Regions from separate parts of the Homo sapiens genome. Here region 1 is linked to region 2. Evidence: chromatin loops called from intact Hi-C (ENCODE). Cell type or tissue: CD14-positive monocyte. All regions are shown on one strand. Links, peaks and the distances in the headings refer to the core of each region. The heading gives the core; the rest is flanking DNA. Region 1 has its middle 440 kb from the start of KLF4. Region 2 has its middle 360 kb from the start of KLF4.

Region 1 (15,583 bases), core at 4,451-12,450, 81 kb before region 2:
ATGCAGCACATAAAGGTCAGGTTCCAGGCACACCACCGGCTGGGGCAGGGCAGGGAGTGAATTTGGGAGGCAAAAAGAAAATATCCAACACAACCTATGTGCATTCTTCTTTGGATTTCTTTAGATACCTGTATATTCATATATATATATATATATATATATATTCATATATGTCATACATCATATTTTTATTGTTGTTTTACAAAAAAAAGCAGCATATTACACATTTGCTTATCTTACTTTTCTCATTCACCAATAGCTCACAGACAACTCCTCCAAGTTATCTTATAAAGCTTCATTCACTCTTTTATATTCTTTTAAATCGCTGCAAAATATCCCCTAAGATGAATGTATGATACGTTATTTGGAAATTACCTTATTTGCCAGTTTTTGTGACACTACAAACAGTGGTTTAAGAGTATATTTAAGAGTACATGTATGTGTATTTTTAGTAAAAAATGTCAGAATGCAAGAATACCATAACTTTTTTTTTCAAGTGCTCAAGAAGAACAGACAAGAGGAGGAACCAAGAGCCTAGCACCTGCACTCATGGTCACCTGCTCTAGGAGGCCACCTCATCCCCCATACTGTCATTGCTCATTATCTAGCACCCGTCGTTCACACCCCCACCCCATCCCAAAGACCATGAACTTTCAGAGGTTACAGATTGTGTCTGACCCATGTATGGGCCTCTGCCATCTAGCATAGAACCTGACATATATTAGGCTTTTGATGTTTATTAAATAAAAGAATAAATAAAGCCAAAGAAGTTGCCCAGAACTTTCTGGTTTTCTACTCTGCCTTCCCAGAGTGGGGAAAGCAGCAGGGACTCAGGACTGAGTCTCTGTGTCAGAACAAACAGCTTGCTTTTTGGTGGGACCTTCTCCATGCTCCACTTCTCAGGTCCTGAACTGGACAGATAAGGTATCAATGGTGAAGAGCCACTCAGACATGGAGGAAGGACATGAACTCACCATACAGCATAGACTAGATGCTTCTCAGATACACAGTGGCTGCCTCATTTACTCTCAGGAGGGGAAAAGAAAAGCAAGACTCTGGCTCTGAAAAACCTTTGGAAAGAAGTCTTAGAACAGAACATATTTCCCAGTAACAAAAAAACAGGCTTTCTCTCAGGGCCATGGACTCAAATCCTTCCGTTTGGGTCCATGGCTCCCTCCCTCCCTCCAGATCACCCCATGTAGAGTAGGCCTGTCGTGTCTGTCCCCTAGTGGGGGTGGTTTTTGGCAAAAGTCATTCTTCTCAGAGTTAATGCTTTCAGAAGAAACAAAAAGAAATGACAAAAGTAACAATGATGTCTCTGCTCTTCCAAAAACACAAACAAAAAAAGTTGTTTTCAGTGTTCCTATTAGTATGTGTTTCCTTTTTTTTTTTTTTTTTTTTTTAGCATTCTGATATTTGTCTTTCTGGTGTCTCCAGAAAACCTGCCTCCATTGTGTTCTTCCAGAAAATGTATTTGTCCTTATCCAAAACTGTCAGCAGATTTCTCAGTAGGGCTGAGTTGTTGCCACTGTGATGCGTGGGACTAAGTGAAAACAGATCTTCGCTAAGGGACTGACTTTTGATGGACTAACTCACAGACTGGGATGTGGCCTCCACCACTCTGTGCCCCTGAGATCCCAAGAAAGACAGAAAAAGAGGAGTGACTGCGTGGAACAGGCAATATTGGCAAACACTGGTCAGAGATGATGCCCTTGTGGAGCCAGGCTGTCTAGTGGGGGTTGGCTTAGTCCCTTTGGGCTGCTATGACAAAAATACCATAAACTGAGTGGCTTATAAATGACAGAAATTCTCACAGTTCTGCAGGTTGGGAAGTCAAGATCAAGGTGCCAGCAGATTTGGGGTCTGGTGAAGGCCTGCTTCCTCGTTTATAGATGGTGCCTTCTCACGAGTGGAAGGGGTGAAAGGGGCAAGAGTGGAAGAGATAACGGAGCTCTCTGGGACCTCTTATAAGATACTAATCTTAGTCATTAAGCCTTTACCTCATGACCTAATCACCTCCAGAAAGCCTCACCTCCTAATACCATCACACTGGGGTTTAGGTGTCAACATATGAATTTTAGGGAATACATTCAGTCTGTAGCAGGGGTGGTACATGTGTTTGAAGGTGTGAGGGTAGGGTGTGCTAAATAGCATGGATGGTTCATCCAAGTGGCTTCAAGCAGAAAAGTCAGAGGAAACATCTGGAATCTGATCAATCAGGGAGACCAGGGGAATAACCGGGGAAGACCAACTTCTAGCCCAGAGTTTCTCAACATCGGCACTTCCACGTTTTGGACTGTAACCTAATCTCAGAATCCCATCACTTTTCCCATATTTTTTTGTTAGAAGGAAATCACCATGTCCAGTCCGTTCTCAAGGAGAGGAATTTACACAAAGCTTGAATACCAGGAAGCGGGGATCACTGCGAGCCATTTCAGAAGCTGCCAACCCCAAGGAATTATCAGAGTACCCTGATCTTCAGAACCATTGCCACCAGGAAAAATAGACTCTTTTGTGTTAATGTGTGGACTATGCAGGCAACTACGCAGACTGGCTGCACAAAGAAGAGTTACAGAGTCTTGTTTCTCCGATGTTATCTGTTTATTCGATAACTGTATTTCGAGGTTTATTCGTACGCCTTCACCCTCCCTGGCTTACCTCCATCATGTAATGATCTGTTTACTCACCTGGCTCTCCTGTTTGGCAGTGTCTCATTCACCTCCATATGCCCAGTGGCCAGCTCAGGCCTTAAAATAGAGTTGGTGCTCAGGGTCTGCTGTAAATGAAACTCAATGTACATTTGCCATCTATTGTTCCAGTAAGGAGATGGAACTACCACTTTTCCCATTGGACACAACTTTTTTTAATAAGAAAATTTCCTACTAGAAATAGTGGTATTGGACATCAGCTGGGTGGGGTTCAAACAGAGGAAGGAACTGAACCCTAAGTTGGACACACTTGGCTCAGCCCTTTCTGAATAGAACAAAGAGAATATAAATCCCTGAAGATGAATGCCTCCATTACTGGGATAACCTCTACTCCTAATGGTGTAAAAAGAATATTAAGTGGTCTTGTTTTGTTTTACTTTGCGTTTTTGGAGGAAGTTCTTCTACCCTTGGAGTTTTAAGTAATGCTAGAAAACAATCTCTGTGAAGAATGAGTTTTCCCCATTGCAGTAGATACTTGCACTGACCACCTCAGCCTTCATTTTCACCATTTTCATAAATGAAGAGGTTGGAGACCCAATTTGATGCATTCATTTGTTGAAAAAAAGAAGTAAGGCAGAGGCCATCGCCTTGACTTCTGGTTGTCACTACTGCTTGGAAAAGTTGTGTTTTTCTTGCAGCACACTGCACTGTTCATTTTCCAGGGTCCTGTGTACAGACAAACAGTGGTGGTAGTGCCGGCTTCCTGATCTGACTTCCTGATCCATGAATTACAGCTTGGAGTATCCATCCTCCTGCTCCCTGCTGTCCAGGGGTTGCAATGGTGGTGTCTTCCATTCAAAATCTACCCAGTGCTAGTGGCACACTCAGAAGTAGTAGCTCCCCTGGTAGGTCAGTTCTGTATTTCTTGGAAAGCACCCAAGAAGCCTGTCCTATTCAGCCTTTACAACTATTTTATAAGCATGCAGTTATCAATATTAAACTCTATCCTGCTTAAAATTCCCAGAGTGTTTTCTCTTTCCCTCATTAAAACTTATTGCTATGTATTTAGTCATCTGAAGTCCAGCATTTTAAAGCCTTCTCTCTTGAACTCAAAGCCATTAACTTGCCACTGTCTCTTACTTACACATATATTTAAAGAATGCTAAGAAGTGCAGAGTTTCAGTTGACAGACCAGCACCATTGCTAACTTACTTTCTTGGGGCCTGACTGCCTGATTTGTGAATAATTCTCTTTTGGGCATTCGTACACTTCTACCAGGTTTTCTGTGCCTGAAAGGCAGGGTAGAGATTGTGATGGACTCCAAACTTTAGGGCCATCTCCAACATATGTTTCTGCTGATGTACAAGCATCCTGGAGAACCTGATCTCATACCCCAGGGGGTCCATCAGCCACTCTGTTCTGCCCATGCAGAGAACTGTGTGTAGCTCCACTCTCGGTGTAGGAAGGCATATTGGTTCATTCTTGCCCTGCTATAAAGAAATACCTGAGCCTGGGTAATTTAAAAAGAAAAGAGGTTTAATTGGCTCATGGTCCTGCAGGCATGCAGGATACATGATGCTAGCATTTTCTCAGCTTCTAGGGAAGCCTCAGGAAACTTACAATCATGGAAGAAGGTGAAGGGGAAGCCAGCACCTCACATGGCCAGAGTAGGAGAAAGAAAGAGATGGGGGAGATGCTGCACACTTTTAAACCACCAGATCTTGTGAGAACTCACTCACGGTCATGAGAACAGCACCAAACGGATGGTGCTAAAACATTCATGAAGGATCCACTCCCAAGATCCAATCACATCCCACTAGGCCCAACCTCCAGCACTGGGGATTACAATTCAGCATGAGATTTGGGTGGGGCACAGATCAAAACCACACCAGAAGGAATCTGTCCTGATTAGAGAAAGCAGCTAAATCAATCAGAGCGCACAATCCAATCTCCATTTTTACTGGAAAACAAAGTGTGTCCCAAGTTTCTCGTTGGAAAATACTAAGAATGGACATAAAATTGGGTTATTCTAGGGAGTCAGCAACTCCTAGAGAAAGAACCAGGCAAACCTAAGTTTCAGGCCAGACTCTACCACCTAGAAGAAATGCAACCTCCTGTATGTCCTTCAACCTCTGAGCTCATTTACTCCTTTACAAAATGGAGCTACTACTCTGCTGAGGTAGTGAAAAAATCAAATAAAATAATCTTTCTGACTCCTAGAATCATACCCTCTTTCTGTCAAATCCATCCTGGAAGAATGTAACCCATCATCAGCCTGGATTTTTATAACATGTAAGAATTGGAAAGGACCGGCATGATGCCTTGGCAGAGTTGCCAGGCAATAAATATGTATTAAACTAATGAATTAATCATCAAAAAATGTAATTTAATAATTGTACAACCCCCTGTGAAACTCAAAGTCTTGGGGCAACTCGCCAAAATCGTGTGACTACTTGGTGACAGGACCAGGGATCAACATATAAGCCTCGATTTCCAATCAGTATTTCCTGCTCTGACTCATACTTTATAAAGCCGTAACATTTTCCAAAATGATTTGTAGGCAAAATAGCACTGATTTATGAAAAGTAAATCATAAATTACACTCAAATACTAATTTCTCGGCATCTGAGACCCATTTTACATGGAGCAGGAATTCAGATTTCCTATTGAAAATCACTTCAGGGACCAAGGATTACGGAGCTTATTTCCCAAAAGCACATGTTCCCCCAACTTTAAATAAGATGCTGAGAATGAAGCAAAGGGGAAAACACTGGATGCTGGAATGTGGGGGGCGGGGTGGGGGGAGAAAAGGCCTTTTGTGGTGAGTACTCTAATAGTTCTTTAGAAACTGTCTCCTTTCGGGAAGTGAGAAGAGTCAATCTGAGATCTGGACAAGGACATCCTTAGCGATAGAAAAATATTATGAGTCGGCAACCTGAACTGCCATGATTCACAGCAGAAAGTCCCATTGAAAGCAGCTCTGCAAACACTCTAAAGGAGAAACTGCCAGGTTCAGAGAGGGGGCAACTTTAGAGAAAACTGCCATTGATTTAAGTGAAAACAGTCCAGAACTTTAGGAATAATAGAATCATTGGACTGGCTTATTTCTCTGGTCTGTACTTCATAGAGATCTTCTCCCCGCAACTCCCACGGCAGATTCTCCCTGTGGATGAATTAGGCTGAGTGAGGAGAACAGGATTCTTGCCCATAATTTTTTCAACATATCTAGTTAATTTATCTGTTGATACCACTGTATTATGGCAGTTAAAACACTGCAACACTAGAACAAGCTGGAACAGACTTCATGCATTCATAAAAGCCATGTGAAGACCACATGCAGGAGGCGGTGGGAGAACCGGTCCAGATAAGAAAATGGATGTGAATATTTGCAATTCTTTGCTTAAAGCTGAACACTGAGTGCTTTGGCTGCAGAATCATAAACATTGCAATGGAATTTGGGAATTATCACCTTGTAGAAGCCTTGAGATGGAGATGGCTCAGACAGGTGAATGGCCAAAGCAAATGGGATAAACATCATTTTGTGTTCCTGCTAGGAGGACCCCCATTGACGGAGAGGACATTTGTCACATTCCTCAGCTCTGATTCTACCCATTTTGAATCCATGTTCCTCTAGATCTTTTAGGGAGAAATCAGAGACATTTAGTCACCCTCTGGCTAAAAACCTGAATTTCTCATTTTCTTAGCAGGTAACCTGGATGGATGTCACAAGGCATGGTTTGAAGCTGGAATCAGTGAGTTCCTAGGTTTGTGAGCTTGGGTACAAATCTAAACCTCTCTTCAGATTCCTCATCTGCAAAATGATTGTAATAATCACTCACAGACTTCAAGGAGAGAATGCAGAAATGTTTCTACAACTCAATAGGGAAGCTGTGAATCACAGCTCAGATTCTTCAAACTTGTGTAATATATAAACTTTTTCATATGGAAAAAAAACCTCATAGAACCCTAGAAAGTGACCTCAGACGTGAGACACAGTCTCCATCCACTTCAGGATCTGCAAACTGAAACAAGGACTATCTTGTTTTATGCATTTAAAATAAGTCTTTCCATTTCAAATTATTAACCAACATTTTTAAAAGTAGTTGTTAATGTATAATAGGCAAAATGAGATTAAAGATTGTTATCAAAATAAAAATGTAAATTTTTGAAACTTTGTAACATGTGGCTCTCTGAGAATGGATCATGATAATCCTTGTTTGAGAAACACCGACATAGCAATTAAGAACTGAGATGCAGAAATCAGGATTTTAATCCTGGATTTGCTGTTTACTAGCTGTGTGGTTTGGGGCAGGGAATGTAATCTCTCTAAAGCCTCAACTTCCCATTTTAGATTACCAGGTCCAAGAGTACTGATTAAAGGTGAGAAAACCTCCTGGAATTATATTCTGTGAACAAAATCATGAGAGGAAGAAATTCTAGTCCAGGGGTCTTATAGCAGAAGGTCAGATCTAGCTGTGCAAGCTCCAACAAAGCCCTGGCCCTCACTGAGCCTCAGTTTCCTCTTGGAGAAAATCAAGTGGTAATCTCTGACAAGCTTATCTACCTTGCAGAGCTGCCAGGAGGTCAAAGTGTTTATGCGAAGAAGCCTGCTATGCAAACAGGGAAGCACCACGCAGCCTTGACCACTGCAGCCTTGAACAAAACTTCTCCTGGAAACAGGGGTGCTTAACACTGCTCAAGGCTTAGAAACCACCATTCGTATCTCGCAAATAGAATCCATCTTGAGGTTAGAGTTCTGGTTTATGATCCTCTGTTTCTGGTGCCAGAAATGAGCTCAGCTGAAAGTGCCATTTAACTACCCAGTGCTGGGGTGGGTTTGCTATCAAGGTCCTTTTTATCAGTCAGCTGGCTGTGAAAAGCCAGATACATACTTAAATACACCCATTACCCAGAAGGCCCAGGGGTTCTGCTTCCCAAGGCTCTGGCAAAGCCCACCCTTCTCTGGACGAGGGCAAAATGCTGACAAAGCCGTGAATGAATTCTCTTCTCCCTCCATGGCCGCCGTGCAAACCACTGCACAAAGAAGAAATAAAAGAGAAGCAAGGACAGCCCTAAGTGGTTTACTTGTTCCTTCTCTAACCTTCTTCCACTTACCTTATCATTTTCCACCCCATCACAGAGTCACATGTGACGAGGAATTAGGGCCCATCCAATAGAGCCCAAAGCAGTCTGTTTCCAATGTTCCAGAAATGATCAGGGTACACATTTGATGGATAGTCACCAAATATTTAAGCCCATGCTAGCTAAGGTATTTTCCTATAGGCCAGGAGCTGGGCTGGGGCTTTTTTTGTTTGTTTGTTTTGGGGTTTTTTGAGCTGGGCCGGGGCTTTTGTTTTTTTGTTTTTTTGTTTTGTTTGAGACAGGGTCTCCCTCTGGTTGCCCTGGTTGGAGTGCAGTGGTGCCATCTCGGCCCATTGCAGCCTTGACCTCCTGGGCTCAGCAGATCCTCCCACCTCAGCTTCCCAAGTAGCTGGGACTATTGACACACACCACTGTGCCTGGCTAATTATTTGTATTTTTAGTGGAGACGGGGTTTCGCTATTTTGCCCAGGCTGGCCTCGAACTCCTGGACTCAAGCAATCTGCCTGCTTTGACCTTCCAGAGTGCTAGGATTACAGGGGTGAGCCACCACAGCTGGCCTGGGCTGGGGCTTTGATGCAACATTATGCCTATTTCATCTTTACAATCATCATGAAATATTAGAATTATTATTCCCATTTCACAGCCAAGGAGTAGAGGAGAAACTGATACTCTTGCATAGGCCCTCCCAAATATCACTGTCTGGGTCTACATCCTCTGTTCTGGCTTTTATCACTGTGACTGTGGCTACTCAGAGGGTCCCTAGATAGTGGAAGGATTTTCTTATCCCAGCATCACCCCCAAACAACTGTGTGTCCTTGAACTCTTGCCTTAGCTCTGAGCCACAATTTCCTCCTGTTTAACTTCTGCCTGCATTTAATGTGGTTATGGGCCTTAACTGAGATAATATATATGTAGTCTCTGTATCCCATCAGGCACTGAACACCTGGGAAGATTGTCACTAAAGTCATAGTAAACATGGTAAGCTCTCCACTCAGACTCTAAGTCACAGTATGAAAGAGGCAGGCACCCCACTGATGATGGGGTAGAACTGATGGGATGCCCAGTGGGTGACCAGTTTCAGGATTCCAGCCTGACCACATCCACTGGCCTAACAGAGGACAAATTTGAGTCCAGAATGTAATAATGGTCCACCAAGGTCACATGAGCCATGATGTAGGGTTCATGCATCTCTCCAGCTGGTGTACCTTCTAACCTGTGGGACTCGGGTGCTAGCTCTTTGAATCTCAGTCTCTTTTTACCTACTAAAATAGGGCGAGTAATTGCTACCTTACAGGGCTGTTGTAAAGATTAAGTAGAAGAAAGCATGCGAACACACTGGCACAGTGCCCAGCATGTTGGGGAAGTTCCATGGGTGTTTGTTCCTTCATGTATTGGTCCTGAAAGCTTGGTTAGGTTTGCACACATTCATGCAGCTGCTGTTCACAAAGCAGGATTTCACAAGGGCATAGAACAAGTAGGGCTTCCCTTCCCATGTGTAGATCTGTGGGAATGCTTTCATCATCAGAAATGCTGCTGAAAAGAACCTCCTAAGAAAAGTCTTAAGAGAACAGTCACCAGAGTGTCTGACCCCAGAAGTGTAAGACACCTAGGAACACTGCCTACTTTAACAAACTGCTTAAACACCAGATCAGGCTATGATCCATAACCAAGTTTCAGATGAATGGTGTCTTGGTGCATTTGGGCTGTTATAACAAAATACCTTAGACTAAGTAGCTTACTTATAAAAAATAGAAATTTATTTCCCAGAGTTCTGAAGGCTGGGAAGTTCAAGATCAGTGTGGCAGCATGGGCAGGTTCTGATGAGGGCCCACTTTCTGAGTCATAGGTGGTAGCTTCTCATTTTGTCCTCATGTGGTGGAAGAGACAAATGAGCTCACATTGGCTACTTCTACAAGGGCATTAATCCCATTCATGAGTGCTCCACCCTCATGATCTGATCACCCCCTAAAGGCCCCACCTTTTATTACTATTGCCGTGGGATTTAAGATTTCAACATATGAATTTAGGAGGGCCAAAAACATTCAGACCACTGCAGATGGTTAAGCAACAGCACTTTCAAAAGGGAATTTTGCCATTGCCAGGAGCTGCTACCTTGATGCAGACCCAGGTCTCACCGTCTGGCCCAGCGGCTACCAATTGTCCCTTGTCCCAGGCGCAGAACAGACAGCCAGCCAGCGAGACAAATTGACTGACCTGAGGAGGTAATGCCATCATTAAGTCCAGGGAGAGATCCTCCTGAGGAGGTTTGGGGAAGCCATATTTGCATCTCTGCTCTTACTCTTCTCGATTTCCAGCCAAATTTTATGAGTTCAGAGGGCAGGCCAAACTTCACAGCATGTGAAGAACACAATTGTACTTCCTGATCCTCAGAATGAAGATTGTGACTGTGATTCCAAGTTTCACAAGTTGCTCTTAGTACTCTGAATTTGGTTCACTCACATGTTTGAACACAAACTTAGGGGGTAAAAATAAACATGCCAGAGGATCTCAGGAGATTAATAACATACTGTAGAAGAGATAAAAATAAATAAATAAATAACCACAGCAAGAGATAAAGAGGAGGTGGCATTTGAGATGAAGCATTGAAAAGTGGGTAAAATTTGGAAATATAGAAATAGAAGGGAAGTATACTCTAGGACAATGAAACAACATTAACAAAAACATGGAGGCAGAACACTCAAAAGATTTTAAAGAGTAAGGAGTCTTGATGTATATGGACTGTGAAGCATGTCCTATGTATAGACAACCTTGCTGTACCCTTGTCCATGTAAGACAGCCCATTTATGGCAGAGGATCAGTGAGAACCAGAGTCTGGCAGACACTTCCAGTGCTCACCCATATTTAGCTTGCTTTTTCTTCTGGGCACAAGAAAGGACTCTATTTCCCCACCACTCCTGTAGCTAGGCAGCATCGTCTAATTCTAACCAATGCATTGTGTGCAGAAATGGTAAATGTTAATTCCTGGCCAAAGCAATTGCCAAATCGTAATCTCCAGGACCTCTTCTCCTGTCGTTTCAACTGAACAGGTTGTATTTTCCAAATAGTTTAGCTCCAGGACAGAGGAAGCTGCTCACACATGGACCACTGAATCACTACTTGGAGAGCCAGTGGCTTTGAAAGTCTCCTAGATCTTCAGTAAACTTTTTGCAAGCAAGACATAAACCTCTGGTGTTAAGCCATTAAGGAATGTTTGTTATGGCCACATAACCTAGTTTATCCTGACTAATATAAAGAGTTTCTAAAAAGTGCCCATGAGTCTTATGAAGACCATACTGGACCCACTATGTTTACTTGTTCCTCAGAGAATACAAATCTTAAGCATCATTATGACCAGAGAAAGATACAACTATCCCACTTGTACCAGGCCTCTGGTATACATAGATACCTTCCTAGTTCTAGGCAGATTCTGTTCAAGATAGCAACACTACCAAGGGCTTTGTGGCTTCATTTTAAAGCAATGATGAAAGAAGATATTGTTGACAATCTCTAAAGCTACACTGAGATTTGAATAACTCGAACGATGACCTCATAGCAGCTTTGCATGGTAATAATTACTAGTAAATTACTGAGATTCCAACATGTTAGTGGACATCTTTCAACCTTGGCCTTACACTAATCCTGCAACATCTGGATTATTATCTCCAATTTGCATATAAGAAAACAGGCCAGAGAAGAGATACGACTTGCTTAAGTTCACCTAAGTCATTTAGAGGAGAGTTACGAGTCAAACCCAGATATATCTGACACCAAACCCAAGCTCTTTTTACGAAGCTAATCTGTCTCTTAAAGCTCACAAGAAGGATAGGTAAAAATAGAATCTTACCTAGAATTGTTCATCTTTACTCTAACAAGAAAAATAAAAAATAAAAGAAGTGTTGCAGGGACAGATAGTGCTTGCTAAATCTTCATTTCCTCCTCTGCATTACCCAATTTCTCCAGCAAATAGTCTGAGGCCATATAGCTAGTTTTGGCCAATGAACTAAGAGCAGAAATGACATTTGTTCTTTGCAGGTTGAGGTAGTTAAAAGTCAGTGTGTTTCTTCTGTCTTCTTTGCCTCCGCTTACCTGACATGACACATAATCCAGTTGGCACATCTATAGGACAGAAGAGGACCTCTGGACCGTCCTGATATTGTATGTGAGAAATAAGTCCCATTATATTAAGCCAGGTGCAACTGTCTTTTAGAGACCTATATTATTGTTGTTGCTGTTTTTTACTTACTGGACTAGAGGTTAACAGAACACAATTAATCTTAACGGTTCATTACATATTTTGATCCTTAGTTTTTGCACGACTCACTTTTACTTATTTTAGTAGCCATTTAGTTATTTTTTTAAATGTATGCATTCACATTTAAAACCACCTCTAACAACTAAAATTAGAACTTCCATAATAACCATCTAACTCCATGGTTCCTCTACAAACTCTTTCTCCTCTCTTCTCTCACACAGAGTAACCATCACCCTAAATCCTATATTCTTCATTCCCTTGATTCTCTTAGTATATGGTTTTATTGTATCTATGTGTATTCCTAAAAAGTATGTGTACTTATTAGATTTTGTTTCTAAACTTATAAAAGTAGTGTCATGTCATAATTATTTGAAATCTAATTATATTTAATATTACATTACTAAGACGTATCACTTTATTTATTTTGACTTGTATACATTAAACTTTATTCCTTTTCTTTTCTTAGACATGTCCTGATGAATCTCCTTTCCAAGTCTTAAGTAAATTTATTTAGTTGCCTATACACTTACTATCAGAGGAGCAAAATCTAGAAATACTGCAGGCAAATATGAAGTGGCACAGGACTGACATTTAGACTGGCTTGTGAATGCAAGCTTTATTCTTTCTGAGACTGAATTTGGGGCACAGTTTCCTCCACTACAAAATTGCCACATTTATGCTATCCTTACTGGACTATGGCAAGGATTCAACAAAACAGAGAATGAACAAAGCATTTTATGAATTCTAATATGTCCCATAAACACTATTATGAGTAAGAAGACTCTTTCAATCTGCTTTTTAAAGCACGCGCGCGCACACACACACACACACACACACACTCTGTTCCCTTTTGCAACTAAAATCAACAAATTCAAGCTTATATCCATATTTCTGTTCTGGCTGCCCCATGAGCAATCATCACCAGAATAACTAGCAAATTGGAATCATCCCTCTTCTCTGCCAGATGTCTCCCCCCTCTTCTTGCTCTTTGGCAATTCAGATGATATTCATTATCCATCTTCGAACAAACTGCAGGTGAAGAAGATTTGGAGCTGGATGTCTTTTACTTGACACACTCACTTTTTTTCCCAGTGTGTATGCGTGTAGATGGGATATTGTTTGCATGAGCCATGGTTTTGCTCCGTACAGGATGACTTCCTGCCATAAGTTCTTCTTACAACAGTTGAAAGATAAAGGGCTTTGGAGACAACCAACCTGGGTTTTTATCCAACAGTGGCAGTTACAGGTTTATCTCAAAAGAGGTGCATACATTCTTTGAGTCTCTGTTCTCCCATCTGCAAAACGTATTTATAAAAATTAAATCAGATAATGCAAGTTGAGTGCTAAGAACTGGCCCTGAAGAAAAGTAGATGCTCATCTAAGTGCTAGTTTTCTTGATTATTATTGTTACTACTGTTTTGATGGAAAGTCTCCCTCTGTCGTCCAGGCTGGAGTGCAGTGGCACAATTTTGGCTCACTGCAACCTCTGCCTCCTGGGCTCAAGTGATCCTCCCACCTCAGCCCAAGTAGTTGGGACTACAGGTGCATGCCAGTACCCCTGGCTAATTTTTGTTTGTTTGTTTGTTTGTTTTTTTGTAGAGGCTAGGTTTCGGCATTTTGCCCACGCTGGTCTCCAACTCCTGAGCTCAAACAATCCTTCTGCCTTGGCCTCCCAAAGTACTGGGATTACTACAGAGAGGCGTGAGCCACCACACCCAGCCTAGTTTTCTTTTTTATTTCCATTTCCTTGGTAGTCAGTTTTCTTAGAGACATTTTGGTATAGGAGCAGTGTTACAGTATGATTTAAAATACCTGAGAGAAATTACATGACTTAGCAAAACAATATGATACAATGGCAGAATCCACATCAGAAGAAAAATCACTTCAGATCTAAGAAAGGTTTTGGCTCACTAGATGTTTGTGTTGGCAGAAGTAGAAACGGACAATTTCTTTCCTGTTCCTAGAGCAGAAGCACACAGGGGACTGACACTGCATCTCCTGGATAGTCAAGCTTGGTCAGTGATATCCAGTAGGCAAGACCTTGGTGGAGAGAACACCTTACCAAGTCAACATTCGTGATACTCCAGGAAAAGAAGTCAGCTTCAGATTAAAAGGAGACACTTGTTTTTGTTTGTTTGTTTTTTGGGACACAGTCTCACTCTGTGGCCCAGGCTGGAGTGCAATAGCGTGATCTTGGCTCAATGCAACTTCCACCTCCTGGGTTCAAGCAATTATCCTGCCTCAGGGTCCTGAGTAGCTAGGATTACAGGTGTGCACCACCACACCCAGCAAATGTGTGTGTGTGTGTTTTTAGTAGCGATGGCCATGTTGGCCAGGCTGGTCTCGAACTCCTGACCTCAGGTGATCTGCCCATCTTGACCTCCCAAAGTGCTGGGATTACAGGTGTGAGCCACCACACCTGGCCAAAAGAGGACACATTTTTAAATGCAGGAAAGGAGATGCTACAAGAGAAGGTAGCTCAGATAGAAGGAAGATTGCTTCAGGCTGGGAATGGTGGCTCATGCCTGTAATCCCAGCTCTTTGGGAGGCTAAGGCAGGGGGATCACTTGAGGTCAGGAGTTTGAGACCAGCCTGGCCAACATGGCAAAACCCTGTCTCTACTAAAACACAAAAGTTAGCTGGGCATGGTGGTGTGCACCTGTAATCTCAGCTACTCAGGAGGCTGAGGCATGAGAATCACTTAAACCTGGGAGGCGGAGGTTGCAGTGAACAGAAGAGAACTGCCAAAGATGAGAGAACAGATTAGATGGGTGGGGCCCATGCAAGGATGGCTTGAGCTTCTGAATTCTAAGCCAGGATCTGTGCCACCAGTCTGTAGAGTGACCCAGGTGAGTTTCAAACAGTGGCTTAGGGGAAAGAAAAGTAGGTCAGTAGGTGGGGTTCTTTCAGTCATGGGAAAAAATCGGGCTATAGCTACACAATGTCCAATATGGTAGCACTAGCCACCTGTGGTTATTTTCATTAAAAGTAATTGAAATGTAGAAATTAAAACCTCAGTTCTTCAGTCACACGAGCCACACCTCAAGTGCTCAGTAGCCATGTGTGCTAATGGCCACCATATTGGACAGCACAGACAGAGAATATTCCACTCATCCCAGAAAGTTCTATTAGAGAGAATAGAGCATCAACAAGCCCAGGGCACAAGCCTGAAGCAGGTGCTGGATGCAAATAGTGTCAGCACTGAAAAGGAGCACCTGAGGCAATGCAGCTGTTACCTGAAGCTGCCCTAGCCAAGCCACATTGGGTCATGTGTAGACCCCATAAGGAAAGTCTGTGTGTTAAACAGAAAAGTGAAGGAAGGAGATGCAGATATTATACTTTCACCTCTGCAACAAGCCACCAAGCAGTCCATCCCCAGAGCATCAGTCACCCAAAGGAGATACTTTGTTTCAGTGCTTCACCCATAACTTTCAGAGGAGAACTTTGGCCTCCCCAGCGGGTCAATGTTGGAAGCTGCAGAATAATGGTGGATCTTCCAGCTATGAATGTTTTAGATCTCCACTACATATTCACATTCACCTGGGCATTTTTCTTAGTCATTGCTTGTAGTGAGAGAAAC
Region 2 (15,583 bases), core at 5,189-13,188:
TGCTAAATTTAATTTGTCTAAAGTTTTTCTTTCAACAGATAGCATCAGAAGTGGGGTTTGAAGTAGAACTTCCAGCGACCCCTGAGAGCATCCAGTGACCAAGCGAGGTGCTCACTGGGCCCACTGTGTCCATCGCTCTCTCACAGCAGCTGGGAATGGTAAGTTCTCTCTTGGATTTTGAGGCGTCACAGATTTGTGTTTTGAGCTATTTGAGTTTGTTTGAGCAAATTTTGTATCCAAACCGGGTTCAGTATTCCCAGCAGAAATTGGCCTGGCTCTAGAATGAGATTGGATCTGGTAATTAACTAGATTGGATCCAGTTAGAGGCCTAGGTGTCTGACTCGGTCACACAAAAACTAGTAGTAAATGACAATCCTGCAGAAAATGCCTTGGGAACTCTAGCATTCAGAAATTTGCAGAGATTTTGTCTCCATACATCCCAAACTGTACATAACTGAATGTGTAAACCTAAGTGTCCATCAGTGAATAAATGAATCAAAAAATATATACAGGCCGGGTGCGGTGGCTCATGCCTGTAATCCTAGCACTTTGAGAGGCCGAGGGGGGCAGATCACAAGGTCAGGAGATCAAGACCATCCTGGCCAACATGGTGAAACTCCATCTCTACTAAAAATACAAAAATTAGCTGGGTATGATGGTGCATGCCTGTAATCCCAGCTACTCAGGAGGCTGAGGCAGGAGAATCGCTTGAACCAGGGAGTCGGAGGTTGCGGTGAGCCGAGATCGCACCACTGCATTCCAGCCTGGTGACAGAGTGGGACTCTGTCTTAAAAAGTATATACATACACATATATATATCTTTCTAATATATATTAAGATATATACTAATATGGCTTTGGCCTGGTAGTTTGGGAAGGCAAGCAATGAAGGCACTGACTCATTTTATCTTCACAGTCACCCCTCAAGGCCAGAACTATTAATATTCCCATTTTGCTAATATGGGAAGTGAGGCATACTGAGTTTTAAGTAAGTTTTTCAAAGTCACACATAAAGTAACCTATTCTTGTACGAATTATAGTTTCAGCCTATTCAAGGCAGCCAACTGTTTAAGCTGTGTTCAAATAAGGCAGACATCCAGCTGTAACCAATCCTTTTTCTTGTGTGCTTAGGTAGGAATGAATTATTGGCTAAGTTGATCAAAGGGATCTGAAAGCCAAAGCCAAGATTCAATGTAAAAATAATGAGACAGCCAGGTGGGAAGGAGTCCTCAGAGAAACTCCAGCCAGCCTGCACACTGGGAGGAGTGCACACTGAGTTGGAGCCACAGAAGTTCACACGGTTTACAGCCAGGAGGAGCCTGGCCCCTCCTCTTCCTGTATGGAACCTGGGATTCAAACTGCAAGGCAGGAAGTGCACCAGCAGGGACTCTGGCTTTGCTGAGGGCCCGTTTCCCATTCTTTCCCTTTTCACCCAGTAAAACCCTGCCTTACTCACCCTTCAAATTGTCTGCAGGCCTAATCTTTTGTGGCCATGAAACAAGAACCCCATCTTTAGCTGAGCTAAGGAAAAGTTCCACAACAATAGGACCCTTAATTTTTGAAGAACTGAGCTCTCCATCTTCCAGCTATAGAAGCAGAAAACACAAAGTTGGCAAAATCTTAATAAAGATAATTTAAAATTACAGTAGAACTTTCCAAATGAACAACACTGCACTTTAAGAAAGGCATTTAAAAGTGAGGGCTCCTGAAATTAGGCTTATCCAGGAATGCCTAGTGATGGGCAGAAGCTTCTAAAAAGATTCTAATATTTTTATTATCTTTTTAAAAAGGCTTTTTGAAAGGCAAATAGAAAGCTTAAGCAATTAATTGATAAGAAAAATTGAATCTGCTAACTTTTTGGCTTAGTTTCTATTCTGCCCTGAAGGTGAAAAGAAAGTTGGCTGTAGTATTTACAAAAGGCAGGCCCTCAGGTAAAGAGGGCTTAATTATTTTTCAGAGCTATCCATGCTGAGTTCAGGCATAGAGAATGCTTTCCCTGCCCTATTCTTTAATGGGTTTCACCCTGAACTCTGTAATTTTAGCTAAGAAACAGACACTAAGTTTAAAAGTCCACCTATTGAACTAAGTTGGTCTCCAAAATACATCTTTCTGGCACTTAGCTAGCTATTTTAAAACCATTTTATATTTTAAAAAATACATCTATAAAGGAAATCTTAGATTTTAAGATTGACTCCTCTGTGCACTGGGAAGAGAGGGAGGACTGAGTCACTAGAAACTGTGAAAGGTAGATTAGATTTACATAACATGTGTTACCTATAAGGTGATTTTCCTGGCCATTTTAACTGGGCCCTTACCTACACTCTCCTTTGTTGATTTGAGCAAATGATGGTATAATGATTAGGCCTGAAGTCTCTGTGCTTTTGAGATACACGTTTTCTCCTTTGTTTCACCTAAAAGGCATCCGTTTAGAAGTGTAAATGTAGGGTTACATAACTAACAATTACTTAGGACAATGAAATAGGTAATTGGGAAATGGATAGTCTGAATAGAGGAAAGAAAAATTATTTGTAAACTGGCCAATGCAAAACCTTCATGAAAGCTTTAAGATGTGCTTCTGTGTGTCTGTATATCTGTGTGTCTATATATGTTATGTTCATGTGATATTTCTATGTGCTCTAAAATGATACTTGGTAGATAAAGCTAGTTTTAAAATTGTTGGTATAATAAAATAGGAATATCTCCAGAATTGTCAGTATTAAATATAATTCAAACATTTTTGCCTGGATCTACTGATCAGACAGGTTTACGCTGTCTCTAATACATGTTTTAAGGCAACAAAACTGCTGCTTCTATAATATTTTTGATACTTGCTTGATTTATCTGTAAGCTAAAGCTATAAGGGCTGGCTGTTGGGCTCCCCTGAAGGTTTGCACACATCTTACTGGGAGCTTACATAAGTATTTGGTTTTGAGCCTCTGGATACTGGGGCCTGGTCAAGTGGCTATTGTGGGCTTGGGGACACATCCTGTGTTGTCAATGCCTGGGCCACCAGCTCCAATGCAGAGCCAGGCCCAATATGGCCCAGCTTTGCTTCTTGGTTATACTAGGAAGAGTCAGATCCTCCAGGCATTCTCTTTACAGCTCCATCCAGTGTTCTGACCTCTACACCTGCTGTGTAAATTCAGGATTCAGAAGGTCCCTGCCTTTCGTAGCTGTCCCGGGTGCCATGTGGTATTTGAGACTCAGTATGACTGTAGAAGACATTAGGTAGTGTACCTGTGTCATAGTTTGAAGATTCTTTTCAGTAATTTAAAAATCTTAAAGACACATTATGTTAAATTAAGTAACAGATAATCATAAAATGTTTGAGTCATTTCTAAGTTATTATAAAATACTAAAACACTAATTATTAAACATAAGCTTAAGTTTCTATACTTCATCTTATTTTACATCGTATAGAAAAGCTAAATATATTTAGATCTGTTAGTAAATAAAAAAAATTGAGGAAACATATCTCTTTTATTTTTTGAAATGAGAGTCTTGTGTTGCCCAAGCTGGTCTTGAGTTTCTGGCCTCAAGTGATCCTCCTGCCTTGGCTTCCCAAAGTGCTGGGATTACAGATGTGAACCACCATGCTCAGCTGGGAACATATCTTTCTAAAAATTTATGAAATGGTTTTTATCTATAAATACTGATATAAAACAGTTCAGATTACTTCCTAGGTTTTTCACTGGAAATTAGGGTTACTAAGGGTTGAAACTGTAGTTAATTTTAATTGTAATAGTTAATTGTAGTTAAAAGTACGAGATAAAAAAGAAACAATTCGGTATACGGAGCATATTAAGTGAGATACGGACAGAAAGAGGGACACAACAGAGGCAGGTAAGAGCTGCTGCCCTGCCGTAGCCATGACTGTGGTGAACTTGCCCACCAGAAGAATATGAAAAAGCAGAGTGACTTGGTTAAGGGGAAAGCACCAAGATGATGGGCTTTCTGTTGCCTCCTGCAAGCAGAGGGACTTGGAGACCATTCAGCAGAAGCAGAAAAAGGCAAATGAGAAGGAGAACCCAGGCCGGGCATGGTGGCTCACGCCTGTAATCCCAGCACTTTGGGAGGGCGAGGCAAGTGGATTACCTGAGGTCAGGAGTTCAAGACCAGCCTGGCCAACATGGCAAAACCTCATCTCTACTAAAAATACAAAAAAAAATTAGCCAGGTATGGTGGCACACGCCTGTAATCCCAGCTACTTCGGAGGCTGAGGCAGGGGAATCACTGGAACCCAGGAGGTGGAGGTTGCAGTGAGCTGACATCATGCCACTGCATTCCAGCCTGGGGAACAGGGCGAGATTCCATCTCAAAAATAAAAATAAAAAAGGAGAAGGAGGACCCAAGTAGATTTGTGGCTTTGTGTCCAGCCCTCTTGCCGTTTGCCAGTGTGCCTGAAGCCAGTCCAACCGTACTCACATTTCCTCCTGTAGTGCTCACAGGTACCAGCACCGATGGCATTCCCTTTGCCCTGAGCCTGCAGGGCATCTCTTTTGTGCTTCCTTCCCCTGAGGTAGCCTCTCTCCCCCCGGGCCACTCCTCAGGGTCAAGTGGTCTTCCCTTCCCAGTGTTTTTTATTCCTGTGGGGCTCACTCCAAAGTATGAAAAGTCACATTGTAATTCAAATAAATAAATAAAGTGAGATGGGTGTTTTTTGGTGAAGAACGTTATAAAAAAGACATGAGGATGAGTATGTTGTCAAACAAAAAGTAATTTTGTCTCTTTTTGAGGTTATGTAAAAGTTGTTTCAAAATGAAGGAAAATATGCTATAGATAAAACTAAATGAATATAAATGTTGGGGAAAGAAGATAAAAAGAATTATACAAGAGATTATAATCTTATAAGATTGTAAGATATTATGTAAGAGGTTAAAAGAGATTATTTTATAAAATACAAGGTATCCATTGTATGGAAATCTTATTTTTGTGTTCAAAAGCTGGCTGAGATTAGATGTATTTGTTTATGAGGGTTTTTTTTTGTTTTTTTTTAAGAGATGGGATCTTGCTCTGTCACCCAGGCTGGAATGCAGTGGTGTAACCTTAGCTCACTGCTGCCTCCAACTCCTGGGCTTGAGGGATTTTCCTGCTGCAACCTCCTGAGTACCTAGAACTACAGGTGTATGCCACCACTCCTGGCTAATTTATTTTAATTATTTTTTTATCATTATTATTTTTGTAGACATAAGGGTCTTGCTACATTACCCAGACTGGTCTCAAACTCTTGGCCTCAAGTGATCCTCCTGCCTCAGCCTCCCAAAGTGCTGGGATTACAAGTGTGAGACACCATACCCACCCTCTGTTTATAAAACTTTCTTAAAATTAATTTTAGTATTGATAATACACTAATACAAAAGTAAAATTTGATTTTCTTCTTTGAAGAAGGAGTTTGTGAAGTATTAATATGCGAGAGAGCAAAAGAAATATTCTTCACCCTTTAAGTAAACTGCAAAAAAAAAAAAAAAAACAGGGAAGAGAAGGAGAGACAGATTGTGTTTCATGCTGTCTTTATTAGGTCTTTTGATTATTTGGAAAACTGACCCTCCTCTCCATCAAAGAATAAACGTTTTTGCTTTTTAAAACCTTTTAATGGCCAGGTGTGGTGGCTCACACCTGTAATCTCAGCACTTTGGAAGGCCGAGGTGGGCAGATCACGAGGTCAGGAGATAGAGACCGTCCTGGCCAACATGGTGAAACCCCGTCTCTACTAAAAATACAAAAAAATTAGCTGGGCATGGTGTCACGTGCCTGTAGTCCCAGCAACTCAGGAGGCTGAGGCAGGAGAATTGCTTGAACCTGAGAGGCGGAGGTTGCAGTGAGCTGAGATTGCACCACTGCACTCCAGCCTGGGTGACAGAGTTTGTCTCAAATAAAATAAAATTCTGATATATTATCAGTCATAATTGTGCTTATTATGTTAAATTATTGTAAGCCACACAAATAAGCAAATTTTCTTGTCAATTGCATCTTTAACCACGACCATTTTAAGTCTTGTCCACAGTTAATTGCTTAATGCTTACGCATTTTCTGAAAGCTCTTCACAAGCAAGTAAAATTCTAAAGTATTGTATCTTTAAGCAGGTCGGCTCCTGGAAAGGATGGAAAGGACGCTGACAAAAACTCTTAAATACAGATTTCTGATTACTTTAGGATCATTTGGACAAAGAAAGAATTCCCAGAACTCTAATGAAAAGATTGACTGGTTTATAAAACTGCTAACTCAAGCAAGATATTAATTAAATGCCAAAGAAATACTTTGCCAGATTTTCATGTTAAAGCAGCCAGTACCAAAATTATTAAGATATGCAATTTGAATGAGCTCCACAGTCCAAGGCAAATTACCTATGATAACCCATTTAATAAGCAATGCTATGTACCTGAATTGAAGAAACAAAGTTGGTATTTAAGAGGATATAAATCCAATGTTAAGCATGGATTAAGTGCAAATCATTCTTTGCTCAATTAAACCCTGTTAAATTTGTCTAGTTTCTCTTTTAACACTAATAAGTAGCCAAGCCAGGATTTCAACCTGGTGGTCTGGTACCTAAAACCCACTCTCTTAACCACTATACCATAGTGTCCCTGAGTTATTAGGAGCACCTGTTAAATACACAGGCTGTTAAGAGTCCAGTGGTGATTATGTCACCTTCTTGCACTTATTTAAGTTCTTGCCCCTTTCTGAGTGTCCCTGTCTTCATCTGTAATGCCAAGGAGATGAACTAGATTTTTAGGGACCCCCCAGTCCTCCTGTGTGTGCTCTATCTTCACAAGTGGACTAAACCAAAAACTAAACCTTTTATGATGCAAGCTTTTATTGTCTGTTAGGAAGAACTTAATGGAGGCTTTCAAAGGTTATTGAGGACCGAACGTCCTGGGCCAAAAAGCTGTAAACTAGAATACAACATTCATTTCAAGTCATTCATCCTAGGAATGTATGCTGAGCACCAACTGGTGCTAGATTCGGTGTTATCCACTGGATATCACAGTGCATAGGAGCCACACAGGACCTTCCTCATGGAGCAAATAGCCTGGGGGTAAGAGTCAGGCTAAGGGTGGGACCCACCAAACAGACTGAGGAACTACACGGAGATGAATGTGATGCTTGGGATGCCATGAGCAAGCATAGCGACAGGATCTGGCCTTATGAGAAGGATCAAAAGGACATGATTTTTATTTTGTGATCATGGCCGGCTCTGAGAGTTTGTTCTCTAGGACTGCTGAGGGCTCTGCATCAGAGACACAATGTTTTAGGCCACACTGTCTTTTATTGCCATTATATGTTTGCCCAACCTACTCTTATTGCCCGAGTAGCAATGAGAATAGGGCAAATGACCTCAGGGTGATATTTGGATCCCTGCTTCTCATTTCATCAACACTGCAAAACCCACATGACAGCCAGGAACACAACAGAAGGACTGCAAGTGCTTTCCCCCACAGAGCGGCCATGACCAGGCGGCTTTCCACTCAAAAAGGGACCAAAAGAGGAGTGGGCAGAGCTGACCAGGTGGGCCTGCAATAGGGAAGCAGCAGACAGGAAGACGCTACAAATTGGAGCACTCCAGCATGAGCTGCCTGGAGTTGGTTCTAATGTGGCCTGACTGCCCCATCAAAAGATGATGAGGGGAGTTGGTGAAATGTAAACGCCTTCCATTTGTTCCACTCAGGGTGCTATTAGGAGCACACGGAAAGAATTTTGGTGTCAGATTTTTATCCAAAAAGCCTCACTTGGATAACGGGATATTCCGCTTACATAACTTGCTTCTGATAGGACTTCCCTCATATTTTCTTAAGCTCTCCTACTTCAAGCCTCACTCACAAAAGCAAGCTTGTCCAACCCATGGCCCACGGGCCACACATGCAGCCCAACACAAATTTGTAAACTCTTAAAATATTATGAGATGTTTTTGTGATTTTTTGTTGTTGTTGTTTTTAGCTCATCAGCTATGAGTAGTGTTAGTGCTTTTTTTGTGTGTGGACCAAGACAACTCTTATTCCAATGTGGTCCAGGGAAGCCAAACAATTGGACACTCCTGCACAAAAGCAAAGCTTTAGTTTCTTTTTTTCATCCTTTCTGTCTTTCATTTTCACAACAATGGCAGCAACTCCATGTTAAGCTCCCACTGGGTGGAGATGACTCCCAACTCTCAGTACTTCTCAACAACCCTTTGACATCAGTCATCCTTCTCCCCTCATAGCTGAGGCTGCAAAGATTCAGTGACCCAACTGTCATGCATCTGGGTAGGGGTCAACTGAGCAAGGATCTTCCTGAAGCCACAGGCGCCTACCAGCCCCCAAATGCTGTTTTCCACCCCCATCATAAGTGCTACAGAAACTTGAAGACACTAGAATCTTTATGGTTCTCCTGAGCTGATTCAATTTATAGTTCCTGGCCAGGCGTGGTAGCTCATGCCTGTAATCCCAGCACTTTGGGAGGCCAAGGCAGGTGATCACCTGCGCCCAGGTGTTTGAGACAGCCTAGGCAACATGGCGAAACATTTCCTAGCTGGGCTTGGTGGCGGCACATGCCTGTAATTCCAGCTACTCGGAGGCTGAGGCAAGAGAATCACTTGAGCCCAGGAGGCGGAGGTTGCAGTGAGCCGAGATGGCGCCACTGCACTCCAGCCTGGGTGACACAGCGAGAGTTGGTCTCAAAAAAAAAAAAAAAAAGTATAGTTCCTATGTTTAGTCACTCACTACTGATGTTGTTTTTTGTTTTTGTTTGTTTTGAGACTGAGTCTCACTCTGTTGCCCAGGCTGGAGTGCAGTGGCATGATCTTGGCTCACTGCAACCTCCCCCTCCCAGGTTCAAGTGATTCTCCTGCCTCAGGCTCCCAAGTAGCTGGGATTACAGGTGCCCGCCACCATGCCCAGCTACTTTTTGTATTTTTAGTAGAAACAGGGTTTTGCCATGTTGGCCAGGCTGGTCTCAAACTCCTGACCTCAAGTGATCCGCCCACCTCGGCCTCCCAAAGTGCTGGGATTACAGGTGTGAGCCACTGCGCCCAGCCTACAAATGTTTTAACATTGGTTTGAGGACACTTTTAAGTAGTCTTACAGCTTCTCTAAAACTTTTGAATTTTCCCCCAAAAAAGTAATTTTTCTAAGTTTAACTTGGGGCCAGAGTTTAGTTGTTGCTGTTATTTAATATATAGTGGGCTTTTTAACTGATTATCTTGTTGTTTTATTTAGTATCATGAAGAACTTGCTACATCTACTTCAAGGGAATAAAATTATACCAGAATAGATTTATGGAAAATGAAAACAGGAACTGGCAAAGTCAATGCTATTTCACAACTATTTGCTAAAAGAGTTTGCAACACTCGGATTTAGTTGCTTTTTTTATGTGTTTTTTTTCTTTTCTTTTTTTTTTTGTTCTGCTTCAGATGAATGGTTAGTCTGAAATTAAAACATTTTGAATTTGCTAGAATGCTACGTGCCCAACCCAGAGGAGGAGGAGAACTCTAAAAAAATTCAAGTATTCGAAAGCTGCATCTTGCATGAGGCCTGCCCTGCTCCCATTTCTCCTGAATTGGGAAGCTGATTTCTCTGCAACATTCAACCAGCTTGCATTGCCTCTTTAGAGAACAGAAAGAACAATATCTCCTTTTAAAGAGAAGCCACCCCTGCTATCGTATACGGGCTAACCTCTGCTTGTTAATCTATGAACAAACGCTGGTGAACCTCTGGGCAAGCTGAAACATCTCTGAACTTCAGTATCCTCACTTCTTTGACATTTCAGTGTCAAAGAGTTTTAAACTCTGCAGAGCCCAGTGAATGTGAGTAATTGTTACAACTGTCAACACAATTATAATGGAGAATATAACTTAATGTACAGGCACAACTCTAAATGCACCTCCCATGTTTAAATAAAATATTTTCAAAAAAGTAATTCTAATCCTGTCCTGGCAAACACATCATCTATGGTAAGAGTTCATTTTTATGTGTGAATTCAGGAATTTGTGATGACTCAGTCAAGGGCTTGGCTTAAACTGGCCTTTGGTACTGAAGAAAAATAAAAAACTCTCTTTGTCATTCCTTCATTCATTCAACAAACCTACAGTGCCTTTCACAAAGAAGTTTAAGCAAAGCTTTCAGATAAGAAAGGGCTTAAGCATTTTAGAAGCACCATTTATGCAGGCTTTTCACATGATTATTCAGAATAGCTGAGAAACTGCAAACCGTTGAGAGCATAGAAAGGTACATGTTCACTTTATAAATAATTTTGATTCCTTCATTAAAGCGAGTTCCAGGGATTATCCTCATTCACCTTTCTTTCTTTTTTTAATAGAGATGGGGTCTCGCTGTGTTGCCCAGGCTGATCTTGTCTTTAACTCTTGGGCTCAAGTGAGCCTCCCACCTCAGCTTCCCAAAGGGCTAGGATTACAGGTGTGAGCCACCGTACCTGGCGTCATTCACCTTTTAATCCTTTTAGGTCTGCATGAAGAGTTTAAAATTGTAAAGCACATTTTTAAGTTACCTACAATAGTCACCTGTAACTTATCTATCTTATTGTAGACTTTCTCCAATTCTTTGAAAGTAGTAACACTTTACAATAAATGGAGGTGCAGTAGAGGGCAGGACATCAAAGACACACACAAGCCATTTGGGGTGAAGGTGCCTGAAGGCAACCGATTCTCCCCCTTAGCAATGGCCTCTGATTTCTGGAGGGTCTCCCTTTGTTTTCCTGTGGATTAAATCTTAAAAGATTAGGTTCCCTACCAGCCTCCCCCAACTTATTCAGCCAGTAACCTGTGCAGTCTGTAACTCTTAAGAGGTTATTTGGGGGCCAGGCATGGTGGCTCACGCCTGTAATCCCAACACTTCGGGAGGCTGAGGTGGGTGGATCACTAGGTCAGGAGATCAAGACCACCCTGGCCAACATGGTGAAACCCTGTCTCTGCTAAAAAAAAAAAAAGTACAAAAAATCAGCCAAGCAGGGTAGCACACGCCTGTAGTCCCAGCTACTTGGGAGGCTGAGGCACGGGAATCACTTGAACGCAGGAGAGGTTGCGCCACTGTACTCCAGCCTGGCAGCCTGGCGACAGAGCAAGACTCCGTCTTAAAAAAAAAAAAAAAAAAAGAAGATACTTGGTATTTTTCTTGAACCACATGAAGCTTTCTCTTCTCAACCAGGCCTCTCCCCATCCTTGTCTGCCTCCTGGGGTAAGGAATGGGATACACTGGGTGGTGCTTCCCAGCAAGCAGGTGCTGACATATCCTGCTCTTCAGGTGGCCACCTCAGAGGTCAGGAGGAGCCTCCTCCTTGTAAGGACATCGAGAATTACCAAGCAGAGAGAAGTGAGGTAACCAGCGCAAAGGGAATGCAATTTTCTAGATTTCTAGGTTTCAGCTGGGAAACAACAAGGTGCAGGAGAAAACGAGCACACACTCTTTGGGATTATATAGCAGGGTGCTTTATACTGAGCATGTCATTTCACAGCTCAAGCCTCTTAACCTCTGTAAGTCTCAGTTTCTACATCTGTAAAATGGGGATGGTAGTCATTCCTACAAGTTTATTGGGAAAACTAAATGAAGTAAACACTGTCTGTAAAGTAACAAGCACTGTATCTGTACAGAATAGTGGGCCTATGAATCATGGGTAACACCATAGCCCGTTGTAGTCTCAGTCGTAAATACCAATGCAGGCATGAGCCACTAGTGTCTCCCAAAGCAGAGGGGACAATAGGACATGAGCCCACTGTCCAGCGAGCCTCTTATTGTTGCCTTTTTCTGGCACCTCTCTGCCTCTCTTCCCAACTCTGAAGCTCGTTCTAGGCATCATCTGCCTCCCACACAAAGAATCTTCTCCATGTCTTCATTCTGCCTTTCTCTGCAAGTCCTTGTCTGAAAGTTACCAAAGACACCCAATCTTACCTTCAGTGAGCCCCACTCACAACTCCCCGTGGGTGCCCTAGCTCAAGCCCCCTTCATCTCTGTCCTGTGCTGCAATACTGCCTCTTCTCTGATCTCATTGCCTTTACCCCTTCTCTTATCCCAAACTCTTCATCTCTACAATCCACAGAGTTTATCAAGCCTCTCATTTATAATTTCTGAAATGGAGTACACATACCATGTGGGGTGGTCAACCTGATCCATTGAATACAGAAAGACAACCTTACGTTATCATCTCCATTGTGTTGTGTTGTATTGTATTGTATCGCATTGTATTGTATCGTTTTTGTTTGTTTGTTTTTGTAGAGATGGGGTCCCACTGTGTTGCCCAGGCTGGTCTCAAGCAACACTCTTGGGCTCAAGCAAGCCTCCAGCCTCAGCATCCCAAAGTGCTGGGATTACGGTCATGATCAACCACACCCAGCCTCACCTCCATTTTAAAGATGGGGAAACTGAAACTGGGCAAAGTAGTCCCAGCTACTTACGAAGCTAAGGCAGAAGGATTGCTTGAGCCCAGAAGTTCGAGGCTATAGTTTTCCATGATTGCACCTGTGGATAGCCACTGAACTCCAGCCTGGGCAACATAATGAGACTCCCATCTCTTTAAAAAAAAAAAAAAAAAAAAAAAAAAAGGTGGAGAAACTGAGGCATGGCTATGTTAAGTAATTTGCCTGTGGTCACACAGCTGTTAAATATCTGAGTTTGTGCTATTAGAGTTATTCTGGTATCACAATACCACAATACGTATGCATAACTTATTAACAAATATGCACAAATGGGGATGAGGTGCTCCAAATATATATTTTGTTAGAGTTGTGTGATTTTAAAAGTTTGGATTAAATTTAAATTCCTTATCTTGGCTGAGCGTAGTGGCTCATGCCTGTAAATCCAACACTCTGGGAGGCCAAGGCAGGAGGATCACTTGAGTTCAGGAGTTCAAGACCAGTCTGGGCAACTTGGGAAGACCTTGCCTCTACAAAAAATCAACAAGTTACCTGGGCATGGAGGTGCATGCCTGTAGTCCCAGCTACTTGGGAGGCTAAGGTTGGGAGATCGCTTGAGCCCAGAAGATGGAGGCTGCAATGAGTGGTGATCACACCAGTGCACTTCAGGCTGGGCAAAAGAGCGAGACCCTGTCTCAAAAAAATAAAAAAATAATAAAAAATAAAAATCTTTATCCTGGTCTTCCTGGGTTATTAATATGTTCTGACTACTGCCTACCTCTCACTCTTCTAGCAACTTTCCTCCCCTTACAGAAGCTTCATGCCTCCAGGCCTTTCCTGGTGCTGTTATCTCTACCCAGATGCCCTTCCCTCAGGTGAGCTCAAGTGAGATTTGAACTGAAAGGGGAATTCTGTGCTTTAACGGGAAACTCTATATTGTCTAGAGAACACCTTCTAAGTTGCCTGATTCTGATTCCAAGGGAGCTATTTTACAACTCTGGAAATTGTAGATAACTGATAGAGATGCAAAATAATTCTTGTTTAGGGACATGTAAATTCTGTTTTATCCACAAAGGTTTCCATTGATTCCTCTTCCACTGTAAAGGAAACTAGTTTTGTTTTCATTTGCATATTCATTTCAATATTCCTCATGTATACATGTGCTAGTTCTTCAGATTCTCCTTTGAACTGGTTATAATACCTGCCTCATTCTCTAATTAATAAGTTAAATAAAATATTTAACATGCGTTTAATTTCTACCTGTGTGAAAATCATGATGTTAGGCCAAGAATTGTAGCTCACACCTGTAATCCCAGCACTTTGGGAGGCTGAGGTGAGAGGATTGCTTGAGGCCAGGAGTTTGAGATCAGTATGGGCAACATAATGAGTCCCCATCTGTATTTTTAAATAAAAAGAAGAAGAAAAAAGAAAGTCACGATGTTCTCCTTGTTTGGAAATAATTCTTTAACAGACTGAGGTCTGACCCAGAGCCCATGATCTCTGCTCTCCTCCCCTTCATGCAGGAAGCCTTCAGTGAAAACCCACATAGTGTCGGACCCTGTGTTGGGTGATAGGGATCTTCGATGAGTCTGGCATGGTTTCTGCTACCAGACAACTCCCACACAGGAGGCATATGGGGAGGCATAATGACACAGACTGTTTGCCTGGATAAAGGGAGACAGAAGCTGGGAGCAAAGTGAGAAGTCCCCATCCCCAGTTGGGAACACAGAAGGAGTTTCCTGAGAATCAAGGTAATAATTAATATAATGAGTTAATCGCATTACAACAAATTCTAAAACTCTATTCAAAACTATTGGCCGAAATACAATTTTATGTTGAATATTACTTGAATTAAGTGAACTAAACCTTGGCAACATCTGGTTTCTTATGAGATATGTTAGTAATAATACTTGACCTGCACAGTATTTAAAATAATGCTGTATCCTATTCCAAAGAACATACTTCAGGGTTTCCAAATCCCATGGGCAGAACTGATTAGTTGCAGTTATTTAAACAATGTCAATCATCAAACAGCCATCCTCATAAAAAGGAAAATGCATGCATATATAACAATGGATCCAGAAGGCTTTTCTGGACACCAGGCAAAAGGAATGACAGCATATATTTGTCTCTCCACCAAGAAAACCCATTTTATTCATCTTTGTATTTCTTGCCCAATTCATTTGTTCATTCATTCATCCATCCATTCATTAATTCTAAAGTCTGCACCACTGGGGTCTATAGAAACTTGAGGGGATATAATGATGAAAGAAAGGTATAGTTCTTGTCCTCAAAAGGTTTACAGTCTTCTCACAGGGATGGGGTCAGGGCCCAAATATAAATACCCAGAATGCAATTCAATCGTGTTATAAATAGGTTAAATTCAAAGTGCTATGGGAATAAAGATAATAACTTATGAGATAGGAGTGGCCCATGATGAGGCAGATAAATTGTTTCTACCCAGGGGAAGACACAAGACTAGGCTAAGCTTGAAAAATCTGAAACGACAGGTCACTCCTACTTTTAGGAGTATATATGTCATTAAAAGGATAATTGTTATTAAAGACTGTCATTAAAATATAATTTTTGGAGGATTAGAAACATGACTTTTCTAAAAAGAAAAAAAAAAACAGAAGGCAGGCAGGACACACAGTGGCTCACTCCTGTAATTTCAGCACTCTGGGAAGCTAAGGCTGGTGGATCCCTTGACTCCAAGAATTCAAGACCAGCTGGGGTAACATAGTGAAACCCCATCTCTGCTTTAAGAAGCAAAACAAAACAAAACATGACTTTTCTATTTATATTAAAAACAAAACACACACACACACACACACAAACAAGTATCAAAGATTTTAATCAACTCTTCAATTAATAAGACATTAAAACCAGTTCAAATGAGAATTTAAGGAGCTAGGTATATGTGGGCAATGTAATTGTATTAGTCCGTTCTCACGCTGCTAATGAAGACATACCCGAGACTAGGTCATTTATAAAGGAAAGAGGTTTAAATGACTCACAGTTCAGCATGGTTGCAGAGGCCTCACCATCATGGCAGACTGCAAAGGAAGAGCAAAGGCACGACTTATATGGCAGCAGGCAAGACAGCATGTGCAGGGAACTGCCCTTTTTAAAACCATTGATTCACTATCATGAGAACAGTATGGGAAAAACCCACCACCATGATTCAATTACCTCCCACCAGGTCCCTTCCACGACTTGTGGGAATTATGGGAGCTACAATTCAAGA

The links. Peaks named below come from ENCODE experiments on the same cell type or tissue, not always from the same donor. Only the 100,000 strongest peaks of a DNase experiment are listed, where the experiment ranks them.
Region 1: it touches region 2 in a loop (2.6-fold over the local background); 3 of 110 quality-filtered maps call a loop at or near these places.

What each region holds. Positions count from the first base shown.
Region 1 is chr9:107,923,221-107,938,803 of GRCh38, reverse strand. No RefSeq gene overlaps it. Among named protein-coding and RNA genes, the nearest start is that of KLF4, 440 kb to the right of the region's middle. RefSeq lists an enhancer at 4,527-4,696. In CD14-positive monocyte, for the core only: no CTCF peak of the experiment used is centred there; DNase peaks (open chromatin) are centred at 5,563, 6,553, 9,143, 9,613 and 2 weaker places; H3K4me3 peaks cover 4,142 bases; H3K27ac peaks cover 5,929 bases.
Region 2 is chr9:107,842,555-107,858,137 of GRCh38, reverse strand. It overlaps the pseudogene LOC101926973. Among named protein-coding and RNA genes, the nearest start is that of KLF4, 360 kb to the right of the region's middle. In CD14-positive monocyte, for the core only: no CTCF peak of the experiment used is centred there; DNase peaks (open chromatin) are centred at 8,646 and 9,287; H3K4me3 peaks cover 2,138 bases; H3K27ac peaks cover 5,403 bases.